Linked DNA regions of Mus musculus: region 1 is linked to region 2. The links are chromatin loops, found by intact Hi-C in ENCODE. Cell type or tissue: left cerebral cortex. All regions are shown on one strand.

What was found. Hi-C counts contacts between places; a loop is a spot of excess contacts. Peaks named below come from ENCODE experiments on the same cell type or tissue, not always from the same donor. Only the 100,000 strongest peaks of a DNase experiment are listed, where the experiment ranks them.
Region 1: a loop joins it to region 2, with 4 times the contacts of the local background. A loop is called at or near these places in 2 of 42 quality-filtered maps.

What each region holds. Positions count from the first base shown.
Region 1 is chr7:43,711,491-43,719,490 of GRCm38, forward strand. It overlaps Klk13 (kallikrein related-peptidase 13), which reads left to right and starts at 1,077. Exons shown (of 6, transcript NM_001039042.2): 1 at 1,077-1,214; 2 at 2,302-2,392. The coding sequence starts at 2,341. In left cerebral cortex, no CTCF peak of the experiment used is centred here; no DNase peak of the experiment used is centred here.
Region 2 is chr7:43,657,007-43,665,006 of GRCm38, forward strand. Siglece (sialic acid binding Ig-like lectin E) reads right to left here and starts at 3,155. Exons shown (of 7, transcript NM_031181.2): 1 at 2,688-3,155; 2 at 2,204-2,482; 3 at 1,967-2,014; 4 at 532-789. The coding sequence starts at 3,126. In left cerebral cortex, no CTCF peak of the experiment used is centred here; a DNase peak (open chromatin) is centred at 3,194.

The sequences.
Region 1 (8,000 bases), 54 kb after region 2:
CCTAGTCCTCTTCATACTTTGCATGTGAGTCAAAGTGTTGCTAAGTTGCACACTAAGGCTGGCCTCTGAACTCACTCTTCAATGCAGATCAGTCTTGAAGTTTCTATCCTCCTGGCCCAGCCTCTCCAGGTATCTAGGATGATAGAAGTGTGCTGTAACGCCCTGTGATACAAAGTGCTACTTTATAACTTTAAACTGTGGGTAGCTGGTAGCAATGCAAACACTCTTCTTTAAACTCACTAAAATGAAATTTGCTAGGTGGCAGTGCCTCTAAGCATGAGCAAAGAATTGATTTATAAATTCTTATTAGCATTGCTTATTGCCTATTCCTCTTGCTGTGAGGTTTCTCTCTCTCTCTCTCTCTCTCTCTCTCTCTCTCTCTCTCTCTCTCTCTCCCTCTCTCTCTCTCTCCTTTTCTTTTTTAAGTCCATACCGATCTCAAACTCATCAAACAGCAAAGGATGATCTTGAATTCCTGATCCTCCTGCCTCTACCCTCCTAATGCTGGGCTTACACGTGTGTACCCCGACACAGATTTGGAACTTAGGGCTTCACGCATGCTAGACAAGCACTTTACCAATTGAGCTACACCCCCAGCTCCACAACACCTTATTTTAAAAATTAATTTTTGACCACTAGGTTTGATCTCAACATTCAAATCTTGACTCCCTTGGTCTAGACTACTGAACTTGCTAATGCCCCACCTCCCATCCTGTGAACCCCATCAGCCTCTATTGTAATGATGTCATCTTTATTAGCTCCCTCTTTCCAAACATCACTGGATCCCCATCCTTGGCTGGTTTCCAAATTTTGACCCCACCTCTGTCCTTCTTAATCCCTAATCCTGCCCCGTCCACCCCCTGGGATTAACTCATGGGGCCCCACCTAGCCACAGTTCCAGAAGCCACCTACTTATTCCCTAAACACCATCCCTTCCTCCTTCCTCTTCCTCCACCCCATCCCATCCGGGCTTGCCCTCCCCTCCCCCACCTGCCCTCTCCCTCTCCACCCACCTTGCTTTGCACTCCATCAACTCTGCTCCAGAAAGGCTGCCTAGTTCAAACTACTTTCCCAGGCTCAGACTCTTCCTGACAGGAGCCCAGGGGCACTTGATACACTCTTAGGCCTGGCACCTATGGTGGCGTGTGTCTTGGGAAAGAGGTGACGAACATATGTGGTCATCACCTTAAATTTCAGAAGAAAAAAGACTGGAGGTGAGACTCCCACTGGCTGGGCTGGTTTTGATGTTGAGAGATCAGTTAGGATTGCTCCGGGGAAGAGACTGGCGTTGAGATAGGCTGGGGGGTGACCCTATGGTAAAAATGGCATTTTAGGACAGACAGCTCAGTGATGGCTATCTGGGAGCTGGGGCAGACTAAGAGTTTGCACAATGTTGAGAGCCGAGGTGAGGAAGAGTGAGGTGTCGAATGGCGAGGAGTATGGGGGCGGGAGGAGTTTGAGAAGGAAAGTGGGCTTTTCCCCTTTCTATGGCCTGGTTCTGCCACAGGAAGGTTCACAGTGGGTTCAATTTGGGCTTGGGCGGGGCCAGATCTGGGTCCCAGCTTGTCTCAGAAGCCCCGCCTCCAAGCTGAGGGCCGAGCCCAGGCTGGGGGGTGCCTGTCAACAACAAGCTGAGCCATTGGGGGTGGAGAGGGGGAGCCTGCACCGGGAAATGGTGCGCGCGCTGGGGGAGGGAGCTCAGGGGTTAAAAGCCATGGGTCAGAGCTGAACTTTCTAGGCAGCTGGCAGCTGAAGTTGGCCCCTCACTCAGGTAGGGTTTCTGGGTGGGAGAAGGGCAGAGGCCTGGGGAAGGGGTGTTGGAGGGTGACAGGAAGGAGGAGAAAGGAGGAGGGATGGGAAGTCGGGGATACAGGACAGCTGAATCAGCGTGAGGCGCAGGTGGAGACAGAAACTTGCAGAGATGCAGGGAGCCTAAGCATGCAGAAAGACTAGACGCCAGGGAGGAGACCCAGGGTCCGGGGCAGGCCCAGAGAGGGGATAATGGGGTCAGAGGCGGGGAAGGAGTGATGGGTGAGAGAATGCTCTCTGGACCCAGCTCTCAGAGTGCAGAGGAAGAAGGGGTCACCTCTATGAGGTGATGGCAGGTCCTGGACCTCAGAGGAGTGCATGCTGCACCTCCACTGGTTCCCGAGGTGTCCCACACACAGTGGGGTTGGAGAGTGCAAGATTCAAGGGTCAGGGATTTCAGAGTGAATAGAGCTGGAAAGGTCAAGATTACAAAGCACAGAATTTCAGTCTCCGGGCTTGCTTTGCAATACCCACTTCAGCCTCTCGACCCAGGCCCCGCCCACCCTGCCCACCCCCCATCCCGGAGCTATCATGTGGCCCCTAGTGGCTACCATCGCTTGCCTGACCTTGGCCTTGTCCGAAGGTAAGTACTCAGGCACAGGGGTGGAGGCAGGGAAGCCACTCAAGTCAATGGTGGGAAGGGTCAGGCCACGGGGAGGGGAAGTGGGACCCGCGCGCTCCGCCCCACGCCCACTCGAGGCCAGGGAGGACACCCTGTTAGCTTCCTCCTAGTCGTGTGTGACCTGATTTCCCAGCTGGGGTCAGCCCACCAATACCAGTGCCTTCACCTCTGATCCCAGAGATGTCCCAGCTTAGAGAAGCCCCAACTCTCTCTGACTCTCTTGGCTCTTTGCATCCGCCCTAGTCCCCCTCCCCACCCCGCCCCCAACGCACACTCAAGGCCTCCTTGAGAGCAGGAAGCTCACAAGTGCACGGGTTCAAATATTAACAAACGCTACTATGAGCAAAACTGAAGGTCCTTGCACCTACAATTATTTTTTTTTTCTGCAACACTGATTGCTCTGGATAAGAAGAGGGACTTACCTGTTGAGTGACAGAAAGGGCTCTGAAAGTCGTGGATTTTTATTTTCTTTATGGCTTTGATGTTTGCTTTTTGAGATAGTGTCTCCTGCAGACCAGGCTGGCTTCAAACTCACTATCTAACAGAGGATGGCCTTGCCTTTACCTTCCCAGCATTAAGGGAGACAAGTGTGTGCTACCAGGCTTTGTTTATGTGGTGCTGGGGATGGACCCGGTGCCTGTGTGGGTACGAGGCACACACCAGCTGAGCTACAAGCCCAGCTCCTTTTCTGCCATCCCATACACACTCTTGAGAAACCCCAGGTATGCATGCATCACTCACTTATTCTGCCAGGAACAAGCAGTAGACACTGAGCACTCTGCCTGCCTGTGGCATCCGCAGCATATCTGGGGGGAGCTGTGCAGACATTAGTGAAACAACTACCCAAATAATTAGTTAATACTTAATTGCCATTATGAGGTAAGGAGGAATCTATCAGGAGCCTAGATATGTAATGGAGGCTTTGGGAGGCCTCCCCAGGGGCTTTGTTCTGACTTAAAGGGGGAGGGTCCACAGCACCTAGCACCCTGCACCAGCCTTCACTGGGAGATGGGGTGGCTGCCCTGCTTTGGTGCCACACCCAGGTTTCACACCCTTGCCCCTCCTGGTGCCTCACCCTGGTGCCAGGAGCCCCACATGCTGCGTCTTGTGGAACCCTCCAGAGCCTGATGAGGTAGGTGTGCTGTAATTACTTCCAGGACTCAGGGACAGAAGGATCCTGCCCCAAAGACACTGCCACACCTGAGCCAGGATACTAATCCAGTTGTCCACCCGGTCCACCGTGCCCTGCTCCAGCAGGCTGTCTGCAGAACCTCTGACCTAAAGGGCTTTTAGAATTCAGCAATTTTGCTTAGTTTCCTGTTTTTCTTTATTTATATTATTTATTTACTTATTTGTGTGTGTGTATGCATGAATGTGCGGTTTATTGGCGGGAGATATAGCTTAGGGGTCTAGTGCTTTTCTAGTATGTTTGAGGTAAGGCTTTAGGATCAATCCCTAGGACTATAAATATTGTAATATATCCTTAGTACACTAATGTTCACTTGGATATTATATAATCTATGTTAATGTATATAATGTATATAATATATAATGTATGTGTATACACATATGTATATATACATGAAAACAAAACAGTCTGCTTATTTGTTGAACCACCTCAAATTGGGGATACAGGTTCCTTTTAGTTTCCCTCCTTTCTTCCTTTCCTGCCCTCTTCCCCACTTTCTTGCAGTACTGAGAATCGGTCGCAGAGACCCATGAGAACTAAGGAAGCCTGTATGACTGACCTACATTCCCGGGCCTCTTTTTACTTTTTTTCCAGATAGAGTCTCAGTAAGCTCCTCAGGTCAGCTTTGAACTTCTGTACCCTAGGCAGGTCTTAAATTTGCAATCTTCCTGTGTTAGTTTCCCAAGGAGCTGGGCTGACAAGCCTTTGCCACCAAGCTTGACTTAATTGGCTTTTTTTTTTTTTTTTTTTTTTTTTTGGAGTTCTGTAAAATTGCTACTAAAGATGGTGGCACCCCCAAAGATCGGGTAGCTGGGTAAGGATTTGCTTCCTTCTGGAACTAGAGGGAACTAGGCAGGAGTGGGGGTTTCAGTCCGACCTGTACCCTCACGACCTTTACCCTCACGACCACAGGCGCACCCAGAGTTAACAGAGACCTGGACCATAGCTTGGCCTCTGACTTTGCTGTTTCCTTTTTCATTTTTGGAGACAGGGTCTCAGGTAGGTAGGCCAGGCTTGCCCCAAACTTGCCATGTAGCCGAAGATGGCCTTGAACTCCTCATCTTCCTGTCTTTACCTCTTAATGTCACCTTTGTCTCAGTTTCGGTTCCACTGCAATGACCCTTTATTCTTGCCCTTAACTCTTAAAACCATGTGGCCTATCCCAGCATACGCAGGTGGGGAAACGGGCTGGAGGATGGGGACTTCCCTTGTAGCTAAGTGTTTGTGGGATGTTTAGGATGGAGGTTCAAAGGCTGTCCTATATCCACAGCTCCCCATCTGAGGACTCAACAAACTAAATGTTGAAAAAAAAACCCAACCTAAAGAACCATTCTTGTCAGGACTAAGCTCATGGAGCCTTGCCTCTTGGCAGTGTTCCCTGAGAAATAAGGTGTAGTAGCTGTTTACACAGCATTTGGCTTTTATTAGCTATTATAAATCATCAGGAGTGATTTAATGGGATGGAAAAATGTGTGGAGGTTATATGTAAACACAAGGATGCCCTATGTAAAGGGTTTTATGTAAAGGGTTTGAACATTCCTGGGCTGTAATATCTGTAGGGCCCTAGAACCAGTTCTCCGCAGATGCCAAGGGAGGACTGTGCTTTTTCTACTTGACAGCTTGGGAGGCTGAGGCTGGTAATTTGCATGGTAAGAAAATATCCCACTCAGGCCTAGATGCTCTGCCCCACCACCCACTGCAGTGTCTCCATTGTTGCCTCAGGTATGCTAGATTTGAGGAATGAGTCTCTGAACAAAGTGGTTGAGATGGCTGCTCTCAGTGGAGCTTCTGGTAAGCGTGAAAGGAGGGGGGGGGAAAGAGAGGAAAAAGAAGATAGGGGAACAGAGAGAAAGAGAAAGAGAGAGGGAAGAAAAGAGGAAGAAAGTGAAGAAGAGAGAAGAGAGAGGAGGGGCATGGATAGGGAAGATAGGGATGAGAAGGGAAAGAGGGAATTACCAAGCCTGAAGAGATGGCTAGCAGTAGCTTTGATGAGCATCCTTACAGAACATGTCCTGCTGGTGCCTGAGGTTCCGGGGCGGGGTGCAATCCCTTAGACTGGGGTCTCAGAAGGCTTTGAAGTGGTATACGGACTTAGATTAGACAGGGGAAAAGAACCCTATCATGTGCCTTCTGGGCTCTCCATGCATCAGCTCAAATGTCCTCTGTCTGCCTGCACTACATCATTATGTCTGACCATGTAAATGAATGAATATCTGAGACATGACTGGCATTCTCAAGGAACTGAGATTTGGATTTTATTTTAGTTGACTTCAAGGCCCACATGTGGCTAGAATTGACATATTGAAACATATAGGTATATGCTTGGCATAAAGAAGAAGTCCTAAGTAGGAGGGAACAGTGTAGTTTAAACTTTTCAAAACCTACTTTTACTACAGGTTCTTAATCGCTTTACCTTCCCTTCTAGCCCACCACCCAGCAGAGGTAGTGGAAAGAAAGGTTATTTGGATACGGGGCAAGTGGACCTGCTTAGAAATGGTTCTTTGGGGCAAAGCCCATCTGTGTTGTCAGGAAATCAGCAGTTCAGTTCACAGAAATCAGCAGTGGCACCTTGATCCACTCACAAACGATTCATGGATATACCAGTAGTCCAGTTTGGTAGTGTCCAGATCAGCAGTGGTGGCACAACTTAGCAGAAACAGCCAGGCCTCAGCTGAATTGGCACGAATCAGCAGGAGTGATTATGACCAACATGGATGCCAGGAGAAGTTCATTGCCATGCCTCTATCAATGAAGCAAAGATCAGCAAAGACGAAGACTTGAGACCCATGAAGCCTTGCAAAGCTGGCTATGCAAGAAAGCCCCGTCACTGGCTGTTTATAGTCCCTCCAAATATTATGTGTCCTCCATGGGTTTTGCCTCACCACATGTCTTGCTTCAGCACGTGAGTCTGTCTTAGCAAAACTCCATGCAAGTCTGTATCAGTTGACATCACTCTGCCAGTTGACCCAAGTCCGAGGAAGTAGCAAGAAGCCACCAGAACACCACCAGAAGTATTTTGGTGCATTTCTCTCTATGGCGTCAAACAGAGCTCAGCTATGCAGTGTAAGGCAAACCAAGACATGCATGTTGTTAGTGAAGATTCCTTCATCCTACGTCCTTTCACGTGCTTGCTTTAGCAAAACATCCTTGACCTGTGTCTGCTTCAGTGAAAACTTCCTTCTCATGTTTGCCCCAGCAAAACACCGTCTGACAGAACTGACTTTCCAAAAAAAAAAATCCCATAAGTTTCCATTTCAGAATATAAGGACAAAGAGAGGTCCAGTGTGTTGGTAGAACAGTTGCATGAGGCCAGAACAGAGTGGACCAAGAGGAGACTGGTGGACATTTAGACAAAGAAGCTTCCAAGTGACACAGTGTGTGTGTGTGTGTGTGTGTGTGTGTGTCTAGGCCAGAGGTCAACATCGCCTGTCTTTCTCTATCATTCTCCATCTTATTTTTTGAGGCAATCCCACCAGTTGAACCTGGAGCTCCCAATTTAGCTGGACTGGCTGCCACCGAACCCCAGGGATCCTCCTGCCTTCCCCCCAACACCCCCAACCCCTAACCTCCGTCTGAGATTGCAGGCTTGTGACACTGTCCTAGATTTTTACCTTGGTACTGACAGAGGAGGTGGTCCAACTCAGATGCAGCAAGCAGTTTATCAACTTAGCCCTCTCCTTAGCATTGTTGAATTTATTTTAGGGGAAGTCAAGAATTGCAACAATTCCTTGCCTGAAGATTCCTTAAGCTAAATTGGAAAGAAATATATAAAATATTTAGGACGATTTCAGCATTCAGGCAGAATTTGGTCCAAGATGGTGGCAGAGAGTTGGCACAAATTGGATATTGGAGGGTGGGAGAGATGGCTTGGTGGTTAAGAACACTGGTTGCTCTTGCAGAGGACCCAGGTTTGGCTCCCAGTGCCCACATGGTGGTTTACAACCATCTGTAATTCTAGTTCCAGTGAATCTGATACTCTCTTCTGGTCTCCTTAAGTATCAGGCATGCACATGGTATACAGACATGCATGCAGGCAAAACATTCACACATATAAAATAAATAAGTCTTAAATATTTTCAACTGAGTATTTAGGAGACAAACTAACAGAACTCTTGTTAAGTGATAAAGGGAGGAGGAGGAGGAGCAAGGATTGATGCCCAGGTTTGGGGTGAACATCAAGATGAGAAGGCCTGGAAAGAACAGTTCAGGTGAGAAAGATCATTTTGCAGACAAAAACATCAAGGTGTGTATGAGTTACTTAGGCTGATAGCAGTTGAGCCTCTAGCTACAAAGATTGAAGATGGAAATATGAATTTGAGCATGGCTACCTGAGGGTGGTCTGTAGAACTGGAAAAGCACCCGGAAAAATTGTGTTGCAAG
Region 2 (8,000 bases):
CACTGAGTCCAATGTCTGCCTGGGAAACTTGGCGAGTCTATCTCACAATAAAAATAAAAACGTGGGCTGGGGATATAGGTCAACTGTGGATGGGACCCAGGCCACCACACAGGGTTGATCTCTGAGTTGTTTCACATTTATTTTACACTGTTTTGCTTTGGTTCAGTTTGCCCTTGAATTTTATGTCCTTTCCTCCTGGCCTGCAGAAGCAAGGATCTTGTACTCAAAGCTCAGCCATCTAAGTCCCAGCCATCAAAGTCTCAGCCATCTAAGTCCCAGACCCTCCCCTCAGTTCAGGATTTGCTGTTTCTTGAAGTAACTCCTCTCCCTGACCCACACCCTCCTCACAGCAGGAGTAAGGCAGTAAGGTTTTGGATAGCCAGAACATTATAGGCCTCACAGCTCAGCAAGACTTGAGCTAAGGTTCCCCCTGCCCCCCATGAAGCTAACAAGGCTAATAGGGACACTGCCAGGATGACACAGGGGTTGACCTCCTCCTGCCTGCCTGCCTCTGGCCCACAAACCACTCACTCTGTGGAGACAGGCTCAAGGAAATGTGTTGGGAGCCCAGGGCATGTTGAGCTTGGCAGGTATACACTCCTCCGTGCTTAAGATGCACTGGAAACAGCTCCAGGAGCCCGGGCTTGGACAACTTTGATGGGCACAGGGTCAGGTTATCCCAGGACCAGCTTAGGTTCGCAGGGGGATAGCTGTCGGTGCTGCAGATGAGACGCAGTGACTGGCCCTCAGAGATAGGAAGAGATGAGCCATTCTTCAGGATTGTGGAAACTGTAGAGAAGGAGCCAGAGTCAGTGTGATGTGGCTAAGAAAAGGTACACTAGAATCCAGAGAGGGCACTGCCACAGCAGTAGGGAGCAAAGGACAGGAAAACATGGGCTTTCACTTATCGCCACAGCAAGAACCTAAACTTGCCTCATTTCCGTGTGAACTACTTGACTATAAGCCTCAAAATGAAAGAGAACATGGATCCAGGTATACACTTGGAGTTGATGATGAGAGAGAGTCCGACAAACAGAGATGGGGCCGGGGGGGGGGGCGGGGGAGGGGGAGACAGAGACAGAGAGCGACAGAAACAGAGGGACAGAAAAGAGGGATTGAGGACTGAAGGCAGTGTCTCATATAGCTCAGGCTGGCTTCAAACTCACAATGTAGCAAGGATGACCTTCAACTCCTAATCCTCCTGCTTCCATCTCCCAAGTGCAGGTGTGCACTACTGTGCCTAGCTTATGCGGTTCTGGGAATGGAACCCAGGGTTCTGTGCCTGCTGGGCAAGTAGTCTATGAGTTGAGCCACATTCCATGCATTTAGGGGTTTATCACTCAAAGACACACACTGTTGTCATAGATACAAGACCTATTCACTATTCATTGCTGGTAGCACAGGGAACTCCATGGCTTTGCTGCCCGTTGGTACTAGAAACCCATAGAATTAGATCCATGAGTTCTGGGTACTGTGGTCATAGAGACCAAAGACAATCTCTGCTACTGACATCTGGCTCCTCTCAGAACCTCAGGTAGACAAGCCCAGGCTCACAGCCTATGTGGACAGGACACTGGTCACTTATAGACTGGACACTGAGCTTCTGAAAACAGAGCACTGTATGCGTTCTGAGTGTCTAACTGTGTAGCTATGTCTCTTTGCACAAGAACTCAGAGCATAGCTACTGGGGAAATGCAGGTAGATCCATAAATGGGGAGAAGGTCCTGGACGGTGTGGCTCTGCTGTATGCTTGTCACTCTGTACCTGTGGTGGTCAAGGGGCATTGCACATCTGGGAAAGTGTGGGGTTGATATTGATCGGTGCAAACTCCTAGGAGTTTCAGGGGAGTTGATCCAGTGGTTTCCCAACAAGGAACCTCTTGTCTCCAGGGTGAGCCCAGTGTGAGGCAGAATCAGCCTTCCTGAACAGAAGAGATGCTATATCCCCCACCCAGGATGGTACCTACCTGAGTCAGCTCCTTGATAGATGGTCACAGTCAGATTCTTTGGAGCATCTAAGAGAGAATGACACAGTGAACTCATCAACCACCCTCTGTCCCCAGCAGGTGCCTAGGTGGGTATGGCAGGGGGCCGTCATCCTGACAAGCACCCTTATCAGGATTTTAGGACCTAGTGGCCAGACCCTGACCCCACCTGGGGGACCACTTTGTACTAGAAAAACAGGCATCCCAGCCCAGCCTCACATGACACGTTGAGACGGATGGTCATTCTTGTGGACACATTAGTTCCAGGCAGGGTCACCTGACAAGTGAGGTTGGTGCCATGGTCCTGAGGCTGAGGGGTGATGGTTAGCACTGAGGAACCCGTAGTGTTGGTGCTCAAAAATGACACAGAGGTACCAGTCCAGGAGAAGATGGGAGGTGCCGTCCACCCACAGTCCCAAGGCACAGAGCAGGTCAGGTTGCTGGGATGGCCAGCTTCAAGCGTCTCCGGGAGAAGAATTTGGGGGGTGTTAGTGAGGGCTGGTGAGGAAAGGGGAGAAATGGAGCATCAGGATGGGATCAGGTGCAGCTTCAGAGGAAGCCCCGGCTCTGATCCAGCTCCTCCCCTGAGCCCTGATGCTCAAACCCAGCTGCTCCCAGGACAGAGTTCTATCCCAGCCCTGCCCTGAGGCATGATCTCGTACACTGCTCCCAACCCATGGCATCTTTGCAGACCATGTCTGACCTGTTACAACCAGAGTCATCTTGTCCCACATGTAATTATACTTTGTTTTTCCACGCTCCAGGCGAAAGAAGTATAACCCCGCATCCTTCTTTCTGATCTCTCTGATGTTCAGGGAGCAGTCATTCCTCCAAGGGTCTCCGAGCAGGAAGAATCGATTCCGGGTTTCCTTCACTGCTTTACGAATTGGGTTATTTGTGGCCACGATGGAATCTTTGCGTCTGTCGGTTCCTTCCCTGTACCAGAATCCATGAACTGGGTCTGAGTCAGTCCAGTCAGTCAACCTCTTCTTGAGATAGGAGAAGTTACAGGGCACAAGGACACACAGGCCCTCCTGCACCACCACCTTCCTTTCCACATTCAGGGTGAAAACCTCTTGGGGGTTCTGACCCTCCACACCCTTTATCCCCCAGAGCAGCAGCAGCAGCAGCAACAGCAGCATGTCCAGCTAAAACTGTCTCTCCAGGCTCTGCTTTGAGGAACTAAGAGATGCAAGGCCCTGAGGAAGCCCCAGCGGAAGCAGGGGTGAGGCCAGGAAAGTGGCTGCCTCAGGAGGAAGAGCTTCAGACCCAGGCACTGTCAGGACCCTTGAGTATCAGCTACTTACCACCCAGACCTACTCCTGAGACCAAAGATGGCCTCTCCCACATTCACCAGTTCAGGGCCTGACCACCTCTCCTCCTTCTCTACTAACCTTGGCCTTTGAGTGACATTTTTTGCCCAGTGAAAATGCATTTGCTCCCTCCAGAGCCCCCAGAGCTTCCCCTGAGGCTGATGATATTGGTGGAGTTGGGGATGGTTCTAGGGCATAGGGAAGAAGGGGAACTGGGAGGTACAGGCTGGGAAGCATCCCTCCTTCCTTTAGCAGCTTGTCCTGGCTGCCCACCCTCTCTGCACAATGACCCGAGGCTTGTTCCCAAAGCTCCACTGTCCAATTAGGAGATGGATCTCAGGCCCCTCGAGTATCTCACAGCCAGAGATTCAGTAGTGGTAGCAAAGACTGAATGGCTAGTTGCTATAGAGGGGTTTATATAGACATAATGTTACTGTGCAGTGTGTAAAGATTGTCATTGTATTGTTCAAATGCTGATTTCTGTGCCCCCATATCAGGTTGCAAAACATTGCTACCCAATTATTCCCTGATTGGTCAATAAAGAAGCTGATCAGTCAATGACTGAGTCGGGGAGAAAATAGGACTGGACTTCCTCCCAGCTAGGGACAGGGAGACAGAGAAAGGAAGTGGGGGTTCACCACGAGGAGACAGTCCAGGAGACATGCAGAAAGACCTGGAGCCCAGGGAGCAGATCAGTACTAAAATGCAAGTATAACTGGGGCATAGCCGGATTAATTTAGAGGATTATAATAGACTGGTACTGCTCAATTGTTTTGCCCTTAAAGCTTGTTAAATCAATATAATAGTCCGATCTCAATTATTTAGGAGTTAGTTGGATTAAGAGTAAAACTGCAACAAACACTTTACATATTGCCACTGTCTTAGTCAGGGTTTCTATTCCTGCACAAACATCACGACCAAGAAGCAAGTTGGGGAGGAAAGGGTTTATTCGGCTTACACTTCCACACTGCTGCTCATCCCCAAAGGAAGTCAGGACTGGAACTCAAGCAGGTCAGGAAGCAGGAGCTGATGCAGGGGCCATGGAGGGATGATATTTATTGGCTTGCTTCCCCTGGCATGCTCAACTTGCTTTCTTATAGAACCCAAGACTACCATCCCAGGGATGGCACCACCCACAATGGGCCCTCCCCACTTGATCACTAATTGAGAAAATGCCCCACAGCTGGATCTCATGGAGGCACTTCCCCAACTGACGCTTCTTTCTCTGTGATAACTCCAGCCTGTGTCAAGTTGATACACAAAACCAGCCAGTACAACTAACAGGTGGAGATTAACATTCTTCCCACTAAAACCTATCAAGGGAACTGAACATATAGCTAGCTTGGTAGAGTGTTTGTTTCATATACACAGAGCTCTAGGTTCCATCTCCTGCACCACATAGGTTGTGTGTGGTAGTATGTGCCTTCCAACTTGGCACTTAGGAATAGGAGGCAAGAGGGTCAGAAGTCCAATGTCAATTTTGGTTGGTTACATAGTGAGTTTCAGCTCAGCCTTGGCTTCAGCAGACCCAGGCTCAAAACATATAAGTCAAAACAAACACAGCACAAGCCAAAATACAGCAAGGTTACAGAGGGGAGTCTCACTCACAGTAGATCAGGGGATAAGGAGGCTGAAATTTTGTACTGAAACTTGGTAGAGAGAAGATTGTCAAATGGAAGTCTAATGTAGCTGATCTAGCGAGAGAGGAGACATTTTAAAGAGATGCTGTGCCTTCCATTTGCTATCACATTTTTTGGGGGGGATAAAAGGCTCCAAAGAGTTAAACTTTCCACAGGAGTACCATGCTGAAGTAAGAGAAATGCTAAAGTCCAGATGATACCCACAGGCTGAACTCAAAACCCAGGAAGAATCCACACCGTTTTGACAAAACTTACTGGAACACCTTGTGAGCCAAACAAGGATCTGCCAAAGATGGGCTGTATCAAACCATTAGCAGGACTCCTTTGTTTGCTTGTTTTGGTTTTTTGAGACAGGGTTTCTCTGTATATCCCTGGCTGTCCTGGAACTCACTTTGTAGACCAGGCTGGCCTCGAACTCAGAAATCCACCTGCCTCTGCCTCCCGAGTGCTGGGATTAAAGGTGTGCACCACCATGGCCCGGCGTTTAGCAGGACTCTTAATCATACATACTTCTTGATCTGTAATTAAACCTAAACTTCTTATCAGGACCCTGAAGATAGACTTGAGGTCTATTAGGTCTGTTGGGGCTACTAGCGCTCAAGCATTGACCTAGAAAACTACAATAACACAGATTTAAAAAAAAAAAAAAGATTTATTTATTATATGTAAGTACACTGTAGCTGTCTTCAGATGCACCAGAAGAGGGCGTCAGATCTCATTACATTACGGATGGTTGTGAGCCACCATGTGGTTGCTGGGATTTGATCTCAGGACCTTCGGAAGAGTAGTCAGTGCTCTTAACCACTGAGCCATCTCTCCAGCCCCAGTAACACAGATTTTTAAAAGAGGTAAAAACTCTCTTCCTTATGCAAGGAAAGGTTTCTTGTTGGAGGCAAAATTCAGGGTCACTTACATTAGGCATATGCTCTACGACTGAGCCACATCCCCAGCCCCTCACTGGGGCATTCTAGGCAGGAGCTCTAAACCTGAACCACACTATCAGTGCCACTTTGGGAGGCTCTAGGAAAGGGTTCTCCTATTGAGTCATGCCCCTACCCTCTCACTGGCATTCTCTACTGCTGAGTCATGGCCACAGCCTACCAATACATATTTCTTCCCTGCTGTTGTCTCTTACTCTTGCCTGGCTCCAGAGGACCACTTGTCTATTCAGAATCTTTCCTAAGGGGTTCAAGTGAACAGAAGACATAAAGTGAGAAACACCAGCCTTGTATTGTCTCCCCTCAGGAATGGTGTCAGCAATTCCTAGAAGACTGTGTTTAACTTGTGGTGGGAGCTAGGAGGGAGTGGAGATAATCCCGAGAGGTCAAGTCTCTTTTGACTTACGTCAGTTTTCCTTGAAACATTTGAGATAGGAAAAATATACATAACACATCCGAAAAGTGACCCAGAGATATACCACAAGAGAAATGCCATCAAGAAACTTCCCATTGTGAGCCTCCTGGGTCATCCACCTACTCCTTTCCTTATTTCTACATTTGCTCCTTGTTATGCCTAGTCTTGGTTGTTAACGAAACTACATCTGGAATTAGTCAAAACCCAAGTGATTGGGCATATCTATGAGGGTTCCCCCCCCCTTAATTAAATCATTTGAGGTGGGAAGACCCACTTTTGATCTGGATCTTTTGCAGTGAGAAAATAAACCTTTAATAGAGATCTTTTGGTATGAGAAGGCCCATCCTTAATCTGTGCCACGCCTTCTCCTGCGGGAGAGCCCACGTCTTTGGCATCCTACCATATACTGAAGACCAGATGAGACATTAAGCCTCAATGACCGAACAACTACTGGGTCCTTGTCCTTTCCATTGGTAGTCATCCATTGTTGAAGTAGATGAACCATAGGCTGTATATCATTCTACTATAACCCCCACGTGTGTATATATGTGATATATATCATATTCATTTTATAAATATCCAGTTCCTTGAGAGAACCCTGATTAATACATGTGGGCTTAAGTATGTTTGTCCATCATCCTCAACTAACAATTTCTCTCTCTCTCTCTCTTCTCTCTCACTCTCTTTCTCTAGCGCCACTTTCTGAATTTTCAATTGTCAACCAACCTTTCCCCCATCTTCGCCCAAATACTCTCTTCTAGTTACTAGAAATTGCAGCAATTCAGTGGTCAGAAGGGCTGGGCCATTGCCTCTCTGGTTCTCTCTTGTCCCCATTTTGTAAAAAAGCAGTACAGGAAGAAAAGACCCTGAGAATCTGTATCTAAGAGAGGAACTTATGACACATAGCCCTTAAGAATTGAGAAGATACACATGTCTCTTCCTCATTTTCAGAAGACACCGAGTTCCAGAATGGAAGTGCTAAAGTCCCTACAACACAAATGTTAAGATCCTTTTCCCCAAGGCTATGGTGTTAAGACGTGGGTCCTTGTGGGTGGAGGGAATGTGTATGTATGTGTGTGTGTGTATGTGTGTGTGTTTGGGGTGGGGGGCAGTGCACTTGCCTGTGCACATGCATGCACATATAAAATCCCGAATTCTACTTTGGGTATATTCTTCCTCTGTCACTCTCCACCTTACTTTTTGAGCAGGTTCTGTGGTGGTCAATTTGACAAAACCTAAGATCACTTGGGAGATGGGCCTCTGCTCATGCCTGTGGGGGGCTTATCTTGATTAGATGAATTGAGGTGGGAAGATGCTTTCTCTGTGGGTGGTACCATTCCTTAGGCTGGGATCCTGGATTGTATGAAAAGGAGAAACTGAGCTGAGCACCACCAAACATTGCTCTCTGCTTCCTGATTGTGGATGCTTTGAGCTCCTGCTGTCCTGACTTCTCTCCCACAACAGTATCTTGAACTTAGAGTGTAAATAAATAGTTCTCCTATAAGTTGCTTTTGTTAGGGTATTTCATCAACAAAAACAAACAAACAAACAAGCACACACCTAAGGTAGTCCCCTCCCCACCCCACCCCCACTAGCCAGTGACTCCCTGGCATCTGCCTAGTGTTTCCCCCACACTCCAGCACTGTCAATACAGCCATGCACCCTGCCCTTGGATTTTATGTGGAGCTGGGCGTCTGAACTCAGACCCTC